2 separate regions of the Homo sapiens genome follow, and region 1 is linked to region 2. The links are chromatin loops, found by intact Hi-C in ENCODE. Cell type or tissue: PC-3. All regions are shown on one strand. Each heading gives the region's core, and the rest is flanking DNA. Links, peaks and the distances in the headings are about the cores only.

What was found. Peaks named below come from ENCODE experiments on the same cell type or tissue, not always from the same donor. Only the 100,000 strongest peaks of a DNase experiment are listed, where the experiment ranks them.
Region 1: it touches region 2 in a loop (2.6-fold over the local background); 2 of 110 quality-filtered maps call a loop at or near these places.

Annotation. Positions count from the first base shown.
Region 1 is chr6:45,696,452-45,699,484 of GRCh38, forward strand. No RefSeq gene overlaps it. Among named protein-coding and RNA genes, the nearest start is that of RUNX2-AS1, 120 kb to the left of the region's middle. In PC-3, for the core only: no CTCF peak of the experiment used is centred there; a DNase peak (open chromatin) is centred at 1,320; H3K27ac peaks cover 1,944 bases.
Region 2 is chr6:45,432,007-45,434,731 of GRCh38, forward strand. RUNX2 (RUNX family transcription factor 2) reads left to right here. Exons shown (of 9, transcript NM_001024630.4): 4 at 1-13. Among named protein-coding and RNA genes, the nearest start is that of SUPT3H, 55 kb to the left of the region's middle. In PC-3, for the core only: no CTCF peak of the experiment used is centred there; a DNase peak (open chromatin) is centred at 1,115; H3K4me3 peaks cover 289 bases; H3K27ac peaks cover 933 bases.

The DNA.
Region 1 (3,033 bases), core at 232-2,731, 260 kb after region 2:
TATTAGGCAAGCATTTTGCTTAAACTCTCTATGCTCTAGTTTCTTCAACCATAAAATGGGAATAAAAACAATTAATCCCTAAAAAGGGTTTCTGTGAAGATCAAAAGAAAAATCCATTAAAAAAAAAAAAAAAAGAAAACAGCCAGTTCAGCTTGCAACTCAAACAATAATACAAGTACTTTTCCTTGAGACAACTGTCATAGTTTGGTAGGTGGCAAAAGACCTTTATGTATATTTTTCAGAGTATTAAAAGACATACTGCAAGTGTAAGAGAGAAAGGACATATACTGCAAGGGAAAAAGGACAAGTAATGGCTTCATGTTATTACGAAAATTCTTTTGATGTGTCTCAGAAACCTTCAGGGCTTGTACAGCATACTCTGAGAACTGCTGATACACACCATTTTGATGGTGATGAGTGTAGTGGAGAGAGATGTGGTGGGGAGAGGTATAGGGAGGGCATGGGGAGAGTTACAATTCAAATTGGGTGGTCAAGGAATGCTTCAGTGAGAAGGTGACATTTGATAGGTGACATTAAAGGAGGTGAGGAAGTGAGCCCTGTCATATTGTGGGGAACAGTGGCCAAAGAAGAAAGAACAGCAGGTGCAACAGCCCTAAGGTAGGAGCATGCTCAGTGTATTCAAGGAACAGCAAGTAGGCCAGGGCAGCTGGAAAAGTGGACATAGGGAGTAGTAGAAAATGGGGTCATGGGGGATATGAGAGCCAGACTGTGTGTAGGGTCCTGCAGGCCATTATAGAGGACTTAAGCTTTAATTTGAGTTAGCTGGAGAATGCTTGAAGAATTCTAAGTAGAAGAGTAACATGATTTGTTTCCATTGAAGAAGAGACTAAAGCTGAGTTGGAAGGTGTGGTCAAATTCTGTATTTGTAAGGTTTGAACATTTATTCTTGAATAATCCCTGACACACAGTAGGTCTTTAAAATAAGTATGTTAGGTGAAAGAATGTCCTTTACTCCTGTACCTGTCAAAACAGGGTTATGTTAGCCAGTTTTTGCTACAATAACAAACAGCCTCAATAACTCAATGGTTTAAAAGAATAAACATTTATCTCTTGCTTATATTGCTTGAAAGCTGTGTTGGCAGCAGCTCTGGTGGAGTGGAGAGAGGAGAATTAATATTTGGGAACAATAATACAATCTAAAAAGGACACTCTGAGGGTGAGATGAAGCCATAGTCAGTTAATTACAGCCCTACCTGAATTAACACACTTGACTAAATCTTTTGCTTATGGAGCCTGGCGGAGGCCGTCTTACAAGAAGCCTGCTGTCAGAATTGAGTCATCAGCTTGCGTGCATGAAGAACAAATGCTTAGTCCTCCTTCTGCAATGCATTCCAAAAGAACGACCACAAAACCATGGCCTTTTCACCCCAGGAGCACAGAGCTTATCTCCGGGTTGCTCAACCCTGACTACATGTGTTCTGTTTGGGGTCCATGAGTGGAGCCAGACATGGGGTTCTGGGAGAGGGTTTTGGTCACGGTAAGTCCTTAAACCACCAATATCAGAATCCCTTGGTAGGGATGGGGTCTTGCTAACCTCACAGATTCCTGGGCTCCACCCTAGGAATCTTTGGAGGTCAGGCCTGGGATTCTCTGGGTCTTTTATATTCTAAAGAGAAGGGACGTCTTAATAATATGAAGTTGGAAAATGAGCTATATCATGATAGCCTGCTCCTGGCTTCTCTTCCCTTGCCTCTGTTATCATCTGGGAGCAATTATGAATTGGATGCTGGAGCTGGTGTACTGTACCAGGACAGCCTGAGGATGATTGGAGAGGTGGGTAGGGCGATTTTAAAACCTGAGTGACTTTCTTAATTTGAAGTTACATCCATGACCTCACCAGGTCACCAGCAGCCCTGGCTATCTTCTCATTTTTATACCAGACTCATCTGGATTTGGCTGACTGTTAGGCCAATATTAAAAGGAAGCTAGGCTGGGTGTGGTGGCTCATGCCTGTAATCCCAGCTCTTTGGGAGGCCGAGGTGGGTGGATCACTTGAGGCCAGGCATTTGAGACCAGCCTGGCCAACATGGTGAAACCCTGTCTTTACTAAAAATACAAAAATTAGCCAGGCTTGGTGGCATGCACCTGTACTCTCAGCTACTCTGGAGACTGAGGCTGGAGAATCACTTGAACCCGGGAAGCAGAGCTTGCAGTGGGCTGAGATGGCGCCACTGCACTCCAGCCTGGGAGACAGTGTGAGACACTGTCAAAAAACAAACAAACAAAAAACAAACACAAAAAAAGGAAACTAGATAGTTAAATGTCATTCTTTCCCAACCTGGACCCTTTAACCTTGAACCTCAGCCTCTGGGTCTCAATGCATCCTGCTTTTGAGGAATGCTTCCTTAAAAATTTCTCAGCTACCAGGACAGCACAGGTGCCAGGTTCATTTTTGTTGGGTGATTTTGTGCCACCAGAGCTATTGCCCTTTAACCACTTCAAGTGATTAAAAATGGATCGTAGTCCTCCCTTGACCTTCGTTGGTGGAAGTTTCTTTTTTTCAGGACTCATCAAGTTCAAGCAGCTCAGGGACACCTCCACTGAGGCCCTCTTTATGGTCCACAGTGATTTATAGTAGCACTAGAACTTCTCACAAAAGACAAATTAGAACTTCTCACAAAGGACACCTTTTCACCGCTTTGTAGTGCTTCCTTTGAGAAAGAGACTTTTGACCCAGGGCTAAGATGTGGGAGGCAAGTTGTTCCCCTTAAGCCTTATTGGGTGGTAGCCTTTAGGATCACACCCATCTTGGCCTCATGTCCTCCTGAATGCTTCAAAATTGGTCTCTGCTTTTGACATGATTTCTCTTTCTTTGTTTCTCAATTTTGGTTTGTGTGAATTCGTTGTTCCCTGATCAAAGGAACACCATGGAAACACAGTGGGTTTCAGGGAGAGGGTGAGTTTTGAGTGTTTTGCCCATCCTGGGTTTAAGTCAGGTTTGCTTTTCTTTTTTAGAGGATCTCATCAACGGTTCCAAATACTTTAGATTTGGTGGCATTGTTATATTACTAA
Region 2 (2,725 bases), core at 1-2,500:
CGGAGTGGACGAGGTAGGTCTCTGACTTTTGATACTGATAATAGAATAAGCACATTAGGCTCCTTTGATGAAATGTAGACTAGTCTGTATACAAATCAGCACCTTCTTTTTCTGAATAGAATTACTGAAGATTTGATTTAAATACATCCAGATGAAGTTGAGTGTTTTTCTGAGTACTCAGGCCTTTTTCATTTATTTTATGATATTGAAAATTCAAACAATGTTTTCAGAAAAACTAGCTCCTAATTTCACTGGGTGTGAGCATATAAGGTAGAGAAAAGAACAGTTGGAGGATCAACTTCTGAATTATGAGGAGTCAAATAACTGAGTAAATTGAGTGGTAAAGGGGAAAGAAAAATGGATATGTTGGATCAATTTCCTGGTAATATCAATTTTGGTCTAAGTTGTAGCAAGGACAGCTGGCATAATGCTCTTCACTTATCACAGGTTACCTCTATATGATTTAATTTACTCTCATAGTAAGAATTTATTAAAAACCATGGTTTTTTTTTAACATAAGGCTTTTCATTTGAATAAGTGAATAATGTATTACTTATGTTAGAGTGACTATGTAAGGTTGCCTAGACAGATGAATGATTAGTACTCTAATATTAATAGTTCCATACTATGTAAGGATTCCCATCATCTGAATCCATATTCAAAAATTAGAGATCCTTAAATAGAAAATTATCCCTTTTAGGGTTTTTGTAACTGTTTGATAAATGAGGTTAATGTTTTTTAAAAAAGTCTTTAAGGAGGCCAATATTTTGGCTTTTATTTACTTATTCTACAGAAAGACTTTTACTAGTTACTCACTATTAGAAGCATTATGCTTATTTATTTACTTAACTGAATCTAATATTTCCATTTTAAGTATTTTGATAAGAAGAAAGAAAATAGACCACTTTAGAACTGAGGTGAAATAAAGCCTTATGGAATCATTGCAACCCAGGTTTGAATAGGAAATGAGGAGCACCACTTTTTAAACCATGTCTAATAATTGCTCTTTAGTTTGGATCAGATGTCAAATTATTACCATTGTAAAAACTTGATAAGGGAAATTCAAGCAAGGCTGTTTCCGATGAGTAGTGTTAGTTTACTTTCTAGGAACAGGGCCAAGAAGTTGTACTTTTTAACTTAAAAAAAATGATTCATGCTAATGAGATACTGTCACTGACATGTTGTTTGAAATAAAATGAGGCTCACAGCCTCCGGTAGAATCAAAACTAAGGGAGTTATCTCTGCATCAGGTTTAGTTAACTTTCATAAAAAGAAGAAAAAAAGACACATCCTATATCACTATTGACTGATTAGGTTTGGAGTATGTGTGTGTGTGTATTCATTCTTCCTTTTTCTCATTTACTTATGCAGGTCCACTATGCAATTAAAGTTTTCCTTTTTTTCTAGTTAGAATCAAGAAAAATGTGAACATGATGATTTACCTGTATGCTCTGAATTGCATCTTTCTTCTTATGTAATAATACTTTTTTTTTTTAACTAGAGTAATGAATTTTAGTTTTTAAAGGATTGGGTGCCATGCTTAATTTTACATTACAGATTCAAACTAGTGTTTTCATTTATCTTACTTTTGTATTATATAGATGCTGCATAACTTTTTTCTGATCAATTTAAGTAGAAAGTATGGCAAAGTGATAGTGTACTTTGTAAACCCTCAACATATTTATTTAAGAAACTTCAAAGAGAAACAAAGGGTGTGCACTGTTTTACTATATTGGCTTTCTGAGTTTTGGCTGGTTTCCCAAATAGCAATTTTTATATTTAAAAAAAAAGACAGACTTAACTGCTTGCAGACTTTTCACGCATGGAAGATGAAGAAAGCTTCTTTTGATGAAGTGTAATTATGTCCAAACAGAGCTGACCCCCTCCCCCTATATTTCTTATGATCTTAACTGAAGAAAGTAGGATTTTTCCTTTGAAGCAGCCGGGACTTGGTGGAGGATCTGAAATGCTACAGTCTGCTGCCAGAGGCAGGATGGAGAAATTGGTCCAGACTTGTCTTCAAGACTTAGATGGGGGGTAGGGGGAGTGGGTGGAGAGAGAAAGAAAAATTGATTTATCACTAATAATATATTTTTATATCACTGCATTAACATTGTATGAAAGGAAACAGTAATATCAAGCTGAGATGAAGAGGAAAAAAGGACAGAGAACACTGATAACAGATCACACTCTGAAAAAAAAATGGGTCAGTTTTTCAGTGGCAGGAAACCCTTTAACCTGCCTTTGTACCCTTTGTACCTGACCTGCTTTATAACAGACTCTTCCAGCTTCCTCTTTGATTTTCACACTTCTACATTTCTCTTAAGCTATTAAGTCTGGATCAACATGCTGCTACCATTGTATTTTCTTTCCCGGCTTTAAATATTTCTATTTTCAGTAGTGTTATAAAAAAACACCAAGTTCCTCAAATATTGCACTTTTTTTTTTCTTTCCACTGGTAGAAACATAAACTCTCAGAAACTGAAAAACAATCTTAGATTATAAAGGAGTCATGTCACTACTGACTTTGACTTTATGGGTCATCTTATGACCACAACTTTTGAAAGTGCTAGAATAAAAGTAGAGCATCAGTGGAACTTGCATTAAGTTAGGAGAGGCTTAAGGTTTTTCATGGTTTTTCCTTTTTTTTATCCTTAATCTTTTAAAGAGAAGTGTTTAAAATGATTTTGGTCCTTAAATTTTTTTTTGGTATGCTTTCTTTTTC